Linked DNA regions of Homo sapiens: region 1 is linked to region 2. The links are chromatin loops, found by intact Hi-C in ENCODE. Cell type or tissue: PC-9. All regions are shown on one strand. Links, peaks and the distances in the headings refer to the core of each region. The heading gives the core; the rest is flanking DNA. Region 1 has its middle 25 kb from the start of OR10H2. Region 2 holds the start of LOC124900418 (collagen alpha-1(I) chain-like).

Region 1 (5,371 bases), core at 245-5,244, 130 kb before region 2:
CTACTAAAAATACAAAAATTAGCTGGGCGTGGTGGTGTGTGCCTGTAATCTAAACTGCTTAGGAGGCTGAGGCAGGAGAATCGCTTGAACCCGGGAGGCGAAGATTTCAGTGAGCCGAGATCGCACCATTGTACTTCAGCCTGGGCTAGAAAAGTGAAATTCCATCTCAAAAAAAAATATTTCTAAGTAATACAGATTACTAAGAAATAGTATAGTGTATATACATGACTTAAAAATAAAAATAACTAAGCAGATGAAAGAGCTCTGCAAGGAAAACTATAAAATACTGACAAAAGAAACTGAAGAGGTCACAAAAAAAAATAGAAAGACATTCCATGTTGGAAGGAACATTATTCCAACATTAGTTGGAGGAACTAATATTGTGAAAATGACTCAGCTACCAAGAACATTCTACAGATTTAATGCAATCTCTGCCAAAATACCAGTGACATTCTCTAGAGAAATAGAAAAAAACAGATTCTAAAATTTATATGATATCATAGAACACTACACAGAGTTGAAGCAATCCTGAGTGAAAAGAAGAAATCTGGAAGAATCACACTATCTGACTTCAAATTATACTACAAAGCTATAGTAATCAGAACAGTATGATACTGGCATAAAGAGAGACCAATGGAAAAAGACCAATGGAACAGAACATAGAACCCAGAAATAAATCCATGAATTTACACCCAGCTGAATTTCAACAAAGTTGCCAAGAATATTCAATGGGGAAAGGACAATCTCTTCAATAAATGATGGTGAAAGAACTGAATGTGTACATGCAGAAAATGAAACCAGATGCTTATCTCTTACCATATTCAAAAATCAAACCAAAATGGATAAAAGACTTAAATGCAAGACCTGAAACTATGAATTACTCGAAGAAAACATTGGGGAAATGCTTAAGGAAACTGATACGGGCAAGAAGTTTTTTGATAAGAACTCAACAGCATAGGCAACAAAGGTAAAATGGTGAAATGGGATTAAATCCAACAAAAAAGCTTCTTCAGAGCAAAGAAATCAATCAACAAAGTGAAGAGACAACCTACAGAATGAGAAGAAAAATTTGCACGTTTTCAGTCTGACAAAGGATTGGTAATCAGACCATATGAGGAACTCAGACAACTAATAGCAAAGGAAACCCAAAAATAATTCGAGTAAAAATGGGCAAATGATCTGAATAGACATTCCTCAAAAGAAGACATACCAATAGGTATATGAAGAGTTGCTCAACATTACTAACCATCTGGGAAATGGGAATCAAAACCACAGTGAGATAACATCTCACCCCCATTGAAATGGGGATTATAGAAAAGACAGTTTATTTATTTTTTTCCTGAGATGGTGGATTGGAGGGATTGTTAGCATGCTTCTCCCACTTGGAAGACAACATAGTGTGTAAAGATTCACACTGTGAAGTTTTTTCCAAGAAGTGACACAGGAACTTAACAGGAAAACTGAAAGAAACCACCCTTTGAAAGAAGCATCAGGCTGCAGCCTACACCACGAGCCAGGTGGACAACTGTAAGTCCCCAGAGTGTGAGAGAGGGTAAAGTGCCTCCAGGATATACAGTCCCACCGGGGAACCTGGTAATCCAGGCCACAGGGAAGGTCTTAATCCTTCCTTGTGGCAGGCCAACTGGGTGGCTGGGTCTTAATCCTTCTGAGTACTGGAGCTGACTTAGTAAGTGGTGGGAGTATATGAGAAGTGGCATCAGGGCAGGCATTCCCAGTCTCTGGCATTCCCAGTCTCCAGCAGGACAAAGGGAAGCCATTCCTGATCCTACCTCACAGGGGACCTCATGGACGTCTGCCAGCTAACACAGGTGGTGGTCACAGGTTGAGAGAAACTCCCAACTGAGATTCACAATATAATCTCAAGTAGGGATAACTCCCCCGTGGTCAGACCAAGAGGCAAGTGGGAAGTGAGCTGCAGCAACCAGCACAGGAGCTTGGTGTTCCTGCTTAATGGGCAAACCTGGAGAGGTGTGGCCTGAAAGCTGCAGATACTGGCTCAGCATTGGACTTTTGTGTCCCTGCTTAATGGGCAAACCTGGAGAGGTGTGGCCTGAAAGCTGCAGATACTGGCTCCTCAGGGAAGGCGTATGGCCTGGGGCACATTTGAATTCTGAGCACAGACTGCCTGGAACCTAGCTAGCTGCTGCTAGTGGAACACTGTGGGTGCAAGACCTGTCTTGCCAAGAGTGTAGGAGCTGGGTGTGGCTTATTGCCACCTGCTACTCCCCATTCCCCATACAGACTCTTCTGTGAAGCAGAGGCAGCTGTGCTCCTCCCTGGACATTATTCCTGCAACCAGAGAACCACTCTCTGATCCCCAGTGGGGCTACTGCTTTTGTCCAGAGGTGGAGAGCCAGAGTGCGGACTTGCCTGATTGAGCTCTCACTTGGCTTTGCCCCTCCACCTGCCCTGATATATTAATACGTAGGGCAGAAATTTTTGGGAGCCCTATGGCCCCCCCGCCCGGCCCGCCACTGCCTGAGACGCGAGAGTACCTCCTCTGGGTAACATAAGACAGACACAAATTCCACTGCTACCACCACAGCTGGTGTTATTTTGCAAGCGCCACCTCCTGGCTGTGGGCCAATTGACAGAGTCCATTATAGTATCTGCTTGCAAGCACAATAACAGCCAGCAGGAAGGAGAAAACTTGTGCATGACCTCAGCTATCACTATTGCCTGCATCCATCTGGTTAATCAGGAAGTTCTGAGTCTGTCCACATGACCAGTTTGTTAGTACCACAGCTGGCATTTGAGAAAGCCAACACACTAAGGCTACTTATAACTGAGCAATCTCACAGAATCTACATCACTCCCCTTCTTCCCCCATCAGAGCTGGGGCTGGTACCACTGCTGGGGGTTTTGAGGATCCGTTACTTGATTGGCCCCTTGCAGATATTCTCCAGCACCAGCATAAATTGTGGCAGCCCCACTGGGTGGCTAGACCAAGAGGAGCCGCAGCCTTCATAGTAGTCTGGCTCTCTGAGACTCCTACTTCTAGGGGGAAGGGGAGTGCACCGTATCAATGGAGCACACCATGGGACAAAAGATTCCAGATGGTAGACCTTGAGTCCCACTTTCCGCATATGAGAAGTTGCTTTTCTTTTTCTTTTTTTTTTTTTTTGAGACAGACTTTCGCTCTGTCCCCCAGGCTGGAGTGCAGTGGCGCAATCTCGGCTCACTGCACCTGGGTTCAGGCAATTCTCCTGCCTCAGCTTGCTGAGTAGCTGGGGTTACAGGCGCCTGCCACCGTGCCCAGCTAACTTCTTGTATTTTTAGTAGAGATGAGGATTTGCCATCTTGGCCGGCTAGTTTTCAACTCGTGATCCACTCGCCTCAGCCTCCCAAAGTGTTGGGATTACAGGCTTGAGCCGCTGTGCCTGGCAAGAAGTTTCTTTCAGCAGAGGCATAGGTGCAGTGCTGGGTTCAGTGGCGGAAATGTCTGCAGATCTACTTCAACAGTCAGGCACTTCTGGGGATCAATGAAGGGTCTTAGAGAAGGGGACTTTTTCTTCCCCTTGTCCACTACTGCAGACACAGCTGCAGCTTCTCCCATGACAGCTTGGCATGGCTACACATGTAGACATTCATTCTCTCTGGAATAGTTCAGAGTGACTGCATTCTATAGGAGGAGCACTCTCCAGGTTCAGGCTTGCATGAGTGGCAGAGCCCCAGTCCCTCTCTACAGGGAATATCAGCATTCCTGCAAATGAAAAGAGGTGCCTATCTGATCTGACTAGTCAGATCACTGGGTCAGGAGTGTATCTGGGAGGTGGGTAGGTTTCCTGCTGTCCTGGCAGGGGAGCTGAGGAGGCTCCCTCCCTTCCCCTTGAAAAGACCTCCATGTGTTTCCCTGAGAGCTCCCCCAACCACATCTGTCAAGGATGGCACCTTTGCCCCCCACTGGGAACTGCATTGACCAAACTGCTTTAACCACAGCTGGTTTTTATTCATGGATACCTCCCTTGAGTGGCCTAAAGCCTGAACTGTTCATCCAGGTAAAAAAAAAAAAGGTTGGGGGGATATAAATAAATAAATAAATGCATACTACTGGGGAATGAGATAAGCTTCAAGAGACCTCTGCCCTTCCAACACCAACAGAAACAGTGAACCTGCCCTCACACTGAGCACATTGCTACTACAACTAGCATCTGAGAAAGCCACCATACAAAGACTCCGTATAACCAAGGAACTCATACAGAGTCTGCACCCACGAAAGCACCCAGAGCCATAGGTTACAATAAACTCTAAACATCAAAGTCACATCCTCAAAGGGAAAAAAGATCTAAGAAACATCACAATTAATCAAAAATAAGTTCAAAAATAATTAGAAGAAGCAGTCTAACCAGGTGAGTGGAAATCAGAAAAATAATTCTGGCAATATGACAAAACAGGGTTCTATAACAACCATTAGCTCTCCAGCAATAGATCCAAACCAAGAAGAAATCTTTGAAATACCAGATAAAGAATTCAAAAGATTAATTATTAAGTTACTCAAGGAGATACAAGGGAGAACTGAAAACCAGCATAAATAAATTTAAAAATTAATTCAGGATATAAATAAAACTTTTCTAAAGAAATAGCTATTTTAAAGAAAAATCAATCAGAAATTCTAGAAATGAAAGACACATTTAGAGACTTACAAAATGCAGGGGAAAGTTTTGAAAGTAGGCTTGACCAAGTCGAAGAAAGAATTTCAGAGCTCAAAGACAAGGCTTTGAGTTAAACCAATTAGACAAAAATAAAGAAAAAAGAACTAACTTTTTTCTTTCTTTTTTTTAAAAAAAGAAAAGAAATGGAAAGTGTACCCAAGAAATACAAGATTATCTATAATGGCCAAATATAAGTATCACTGATGTTCCTGAGGAAGAAGATAAACAGAAAGTTTGGAAAACTTAGTTTAGGGAATAACTGAGGAAAACTTTCCTGGTCTTGTTAGAGATTTAGATATCTAAATATAATAGGCTCAAAGAACTCCTGGGGAATTATTTGCAAAAAGGACATGACCAAGGCACATAGTCATTAGGATATCTAAAGACAACATCATAGGAAGAATGCTAAGAGCAGTGAGGAAAAGCATCAGGTACCTATAAAGGAAAACCTATCAGACTAACAAGACTTCTCAGCAGAGACTTTATGAGCCAGAAGGAATTAGGGTCCTATCATTAGCTACCTTGTACAGAAAAAACTGTCAGCCAGGAATTTTGTATCCAACAAAACTAAGTAAAAACAGAAGGAGAAATAACATCTTTTTCAGACAAGAAATGCTAAGGGAATTTGTCCTAATAGACCAGTCCTACACCAGCTAAAACCTGTTTTGCTAAACTACATTTATGCACAACGAGCACAG
Region 2 (5,371 bases), core at 247-5,246:
TTTTTTTAAACCTAAGGCAAATGTTTAACCCACCCTTAGCCAAAATACAAGGCCTTCTTTATTTCCCTCCGAAGAAGAGGCAGACCTTAGGATAAAGCTTTCTTCTGGTCTCTGTCATCTCCCTGCCAACCACCACCACCACCACCATCACCTTCTCTCTAATCTTGTTTGCTCCTCCCTGTGAAAGAATCATTCCTAACCTTTGAGGTGTTTTTTCTTTTTCTTTCTTTTTTTTTTTTTTTTTTTTTTTTTTGAGACTGAGTCTTGCTCTATCGCCCAGGCTGGAGGCAGTGACGTCGTGATCTCAGGTCACTCCAACCTCTGCCCGCCCTGGGATTCAAGCAATTCTCCTGCCTCAGCCTCCTGAGTAGCTGGGATTACAGGTTTCTGCCACCACGCCCAGCTAATTTTTGTATTTTTAGTAGAGACAGAGTTTTGCCATGTTACTCAGGCTGGTCTTGAACTCCTGACTTCAAGTGATCTACCCGTCTTGGCCTCCCAAAGAGCTGGGATTACAGGCGTGAGCCACCACGCCCAGCTGAGATGCTTTTTCAAGAGTCGCCTTAACATGAAGTCACTGTGTGAGGGTTTCGGCTCTCGAGTCAAGATAATTCACTTACTTTTAAAAGAAAATACTCAGCGTTTGAAGAAACCAACAAAATCCCTCAAACTCAGTGTCCATATAGATAGGCAGGGAAGACAAATTGTAAGGCGCTTGTATTTTATATAGCTCAACAAGAGAAGCACAAGTATCTATCCCTTTCAGACAACAAAGATGTGCCATTTAATTATTATTTCCATGACAATACACAGTTGAATAAATCATTATATTTGAATGCTTCTTGGTGTTGCCAAGTCCTGACCCACAGGGTTTTGTATTAATCTCTGAAGTCCAGGTACCAGGAAAGAGAAGAGTTATTCACCGTCACAAGTTCTCACTCTGGAAAGGAGAAAAATGGATGTTTTAATGAATCTTTGTAATTTACCAATTTAACTATGACACTTTATTGTGGAAATGTATTCATTTCGCTGCAGCCATAATGGAAGAGTGATTTTCCTTACTTTGCTGAGATTCTCAGCCCCAGTAGCCTTCTCAAGGCTAAGCCCTGGAATTCCATTTGAAATCACCCAAAAGAAAAGAACAAATATGAGAAATGTATCACACGCCATCTGGGTAAGACAAAATGTAAATTAAAAGCTTTATCGGATGATGGGTGGCTCATGCCTGTAATCCGAGCACTTTGGGAGGCCAGCCGGTGGATCATTTGAGGTCAGAAGTTCGAGACCAGCCTGGCAAACATGGTGAAACACCATCTCTACTAAAAATACAAAAATTAGCCAGGTGTGGTGGCAGGTGCCTGTAATCCCAGCTACTCCGGAGGCTGAGGCAGGAGAATCACTTGAACCTGGGAGGCGGAGGTTGCAGTGAGCCGAGATGGCACCACTGTACTCCAGGCTGGGCAACAGATCAAGACTCTGTCTCAAAAAAAAAAAAAATTAATGGATGAAATATAAGGCTAGACATTTCTTTTCTTTTTTCTTTTTTTTCTGAAATACACCTCTTTCTTGCCTCCTTGGATATATTCTATCTTGTCTATCAAACTCTACTAATAAAATCCATTTGATATTTAATTTTTTAAAAACTGAGGTTCAGGCTGGGTGCAGTGGCTCACACCTGTAATCCCAGCACTTTGGGAGTTTGAGGCAGGAAGATCGCTTGAGCCCGGGAGTTTGAGGTCAGCCTAGGCAATGTAGTGAGACCCTGACTCTATTATAAGTAAGTAAGTGAAAAAAAAATTTTCAAGGTGACAAACCCAGGGAGGGGTAGGGCAAACTGGAATACCGGCAAGTCTGACTCAAGTGTCAGATCAGGTCATCCTATATAACCTCAGACATGCCCCAAACCCTGTGCTGCTCACATATATACTCAGTGACCACCCTCCCAGAAGACACTGCATTGTGTGCGTTTCAGCTTTTTGCGTCACCTCAGTGAAGGTGGTTTTCCTGTCCTTAGCCATAGTTTTCTCCCTTCACTAGGCTAAGAGGATTCAAAGGACAGGGATCATTCCAGTCTTTTCCCTTCAATAGCAGCATCTGAGTGGCTGACCAGAGAGGTATTTCCAAGAAGTGAAAACTGGGCTTGGGGTGAGAAAAGCTAAATGTCCTAAGGGGTTTCCTTTTAGATGACGGAGGGAGATACCAGGGGACTCCTCCCTCCCGGGAGGTAGGGGGAGGGGGTGCACCCGGCGGCTCCCCTGAGAGGCCCCACAGGCACATCTCAGGCTGTCCTCTGGGAAGAAATGACCCAGGAGCTGATATTCATGACCCTCCAAGAGACCCGGCAGCTTGTGGGCATCTCAGATGAGCCCCAGGCAGTTCTGAAACCCAGGACCAGGAAAAGATAAGAGGGTGGGCTGAGGTCACATCACCCTGTAACGTTTCCAAAAGGGAACTGTCAGGCCTCTGAGCCGAAGCTCAGCCATTGTAACCCCTGTGACCTGCACATATATGTCCAGGTGGCCTACAGGAGCCAAGAAGTCTGGAGCAGCTGAAAAACAAGGAAGTGAAACAGCCAATTCCTGCCTTAACTAATTAACCCACCTTACGACATTCCACCATTATGACGTGTTCCTGCCCTGCCCCAACTGATCAATCGACCCTGTGACATTCTTCTGGACAATGAGTCCCATCATCTCTCCACCATGCACCTTGTGACTCCCTCCTCTGCTGACAACAGATAACCACCTTTAACTGTAACTTTCCACAGCCTACCCCAGCCCTATAAAGCTGCCCCTCTCCTATCTCCCTTCGCTGACTCTCTTTTCAGACTCAGCCCACTTGCACCCAAGTGAATTAACAGCCTTGTTGCTCACACAAAGCCTGTTTAGGTGGTCTTCTATACGGACATGCTTGACACTTGGTGCCAAAATCTGGGCCAGGGGGACTCCTTCGTGAGACCGGCCCCCTGTCCTGGCCCTCATTCCGTGAAGAGATCCACCTGCGACCTCGGGTCCTCAGACCAGCCCAAGGAACATCTCACCAATTTCAAATCGGGTAAGTGGTCTCTTCACTCTTTTCTCCAGCCTCTGTCGCTACCCTCCAATCTCCCTGTCCAGTCTTTTTCTTCTCTAGTAGAGACAAAGGAGACACATTTTATCCGTGGACCCAAAACTCTGGCGCTGGTCACAGACTCAGGAAGACAGTCTTCCCTTGGTGTCTAATCACTGCGGGGACGCCTGCCTAATTATTCACCCACATTCCACTGGTGTCTGATCACCTTGGGGATGCCTGCCTTGGTCATTCACCCACATTCCCATGGTGGCAAGTCATTTGCGGGGACGCCTGCTTTGGCTGCTCACCCCCGCCCTTCTCCGTGTCTCTACTTCTCTCTTTAAACTTACCTCCTTCACTTTGGGCAATCTTCCGCCCTCCATTCCTCCCTCTTCCCCCTTAGCCTGTGTACTTAAAAACTTCTCTTAAACTAACACCTGATATAAAACTCAAACGTCTTATTTTCTTCTGCAATACTGCTTGGCCGCAATATAAACTTGACAATGGTTCCAAGTGGCCAGAAAACGGCACTTTTGATTTCTCCATCCTACAAGACCTAGATCATTTTTGTCAAAAAATGGGCACATGGTCTGAGGTGCCTTGCGTCCAGGCATTTTTTACACTTCGCTCCCTCCCAAGCCTCTGCTCCCAATGTGACTCATCCCAAATTTTTCTTCTTTCTCTCCCGTCCGTTCCTTCAGTCTCTACCCCAACCTCAGAGTCCCCTGAATCCCCCTTTTCTGCAGACCCCTCTGACCTCTCTCCCCCTCCCCAGGCCACTCCTTGGCAGGCTGAATCAAGTCCCAATTCTTCCTCAGCCTCCGCTCCCCCATCTTATAATTCTTCTATCACCTCCCCTCCTCAAACTTGGTCAGGCTTAGTTTCATTCCATGACTAGCTCTCCCCCACCTGCCCAACAATTTCCTCATAGAGAGGTGGCTGGAGCTGAGGGCACAGTAAAGGTTCATATACCTTTTTCTCTATCAGACCTTTCCCAATCAGTCAGCGTCTGGGCTCTTTCTCATCAGACCCCACTAAATATACACAGGAATTCCAATATTTGACTCAGTCCTACACTTTAACCTGCAGTGACCTAAATGTCATCCTGACCTCTACCCTCTCCCCAGATGAGCAGGAAAGAGTTTATACCCTAGCCCAATCTCACGCTAACACCCGCCGGCATCATGAGCCAGACCTCCAAGAAGGCATCAGGGCAGTTCCCTGAGAGGATCCTTGATGGGAATACCAGACAGGCTCCCCAGGTATAGCTAGGCGAGATTACATGGTCTCTTGCCTAGCTGAAGGGCTGAAAAAGGCAGCATACAAAGCTGTTAATTATGACAAGCTTTAAGAAGCCACCCAAGGTAAAGATGAAAATCCAGCCCAGTTCATGGCCCGTTTGGTGGCTACCCTTAGAAACTTTACAGCCCTAGACCCTGAAGGGCCAGAAGGCCATCTTATTCTCAATATGCATTTTATCACTCAGTCAGCTCCTGACATTACAAAAAAAGCTTCAAAAATTGGAATCTGGCCCTCAAACCCCACAACAGGAATTAATCAATCTCGCCTTCAAGGTGTTCAACAATAGAGAAGAGGCAGCCAAGCAGCAACGTCTTTCAGAGCTGCAATTGCTTGCCTCTGCTGTAAGACAAACCCCAGCCATGCCTTCAGCACACAAAAACTTCAGAGCAACCAAACCACAGCCTCTAGGCACTCCTTTAAAACCATCTCATGGACCTTGCTTCAAGTGCCGCAAAACTGGCCACTGGGCCAAGGAATGCCTGCAGCCCGGGATTCCTCCTAAGCCTGTCCCACCTGTGCGGGACCCCACTGGAAATCGGACTGTCCAACTAATATCACAGCCCCTTCTAGGGTCCCTGGAGCTCTGGCTCAAAGCTCTCTGGCTGACTCCTTCCCAGATCTCCTCGGCTTAGTGGCTGAAGACTGATGCTGCCCGATCGCCTCAGAAGCCCCTTGGACCATCACAGATGCCGAGCTTCGGGTAACTCTTACGGTGGAGGGTAAGTCCATCCCCTTTTTAATCAATACGGGGGCTACCCACCCCACATTACCTTCTTTTCAAGGGCCTGTTTCCTTTGCCCCCGTAACTGCCGTGGGTATTGACGGCCAAGCTTCTAAACCCCTTAAAACTCCCCAACTCTGGTGCCAACTTGGACAACATTCTTTTATGCACTCCTTTTTAGTTAACCCCACCTGCCCAGTTCCCTTATTAGGCTGAGATATTTTAACCACATTATCTGCTTCCCTGACTATTGCTGGGCTACAGCCACACCCCATTGCTGTCCTTTTCCCCAATTCA

What was found. Peaks named below come from ENCODE experiments on the same cell type or tissue, not always from the same donor. Only the 100,000 strongest peaks of a DNase experiment are listed, where the experiment ranks them.
Region 1: it touches region 2 in a loop (14-fold over the local background); 1 of 110 quality-filtered maps calls a loop at or near these places.

What each region holds. Positions count from the first base shown.
Region 1 is chr19:15,700,125-15,705,495 of GRCh38, forward strand. No RefSeq gene overlaps it. Among named protein-coding and RNA genes, the nearest start is that of OR10H2, 25 kb to the right of the region's middle. In PC-9, for the core only: a CTCF peak has its summit at 2,827; DNase peaks (open chromatin) are centred at 2,117 and 2,667; H3K27me3 peaks cover 523 bases.
Region 2 is chr19:15,826,285-15,831,655 of GRCh38, forward strand. LOC124900418 (collagen alpha-1(I) chain-like) reads left to right here and starts at 2,663. Exons shown (of 3, transcript XM_047439793.1): 1 at 2,663-3,054; 2 at 4,971-5,072. It overlaps UCA1 (urothelial cancer associated 1), which reads left to right and starts at 2,663. Exons shown (of 3, transcript NR_015379.3): 1 at 2,663-3,054; 2 at 4,971-5,072. RefSeq lists an enhancer at 1,907-3,106. In PC-9, for the core only: no CTCF peak of the experiment used is centred there; DNase peaks (open chromatin) are centred at 2,107, 2,607 and 3,277; H3K4me3 peaks cover 4,305 bases; H3K27ac peaks cover 4,852 bases.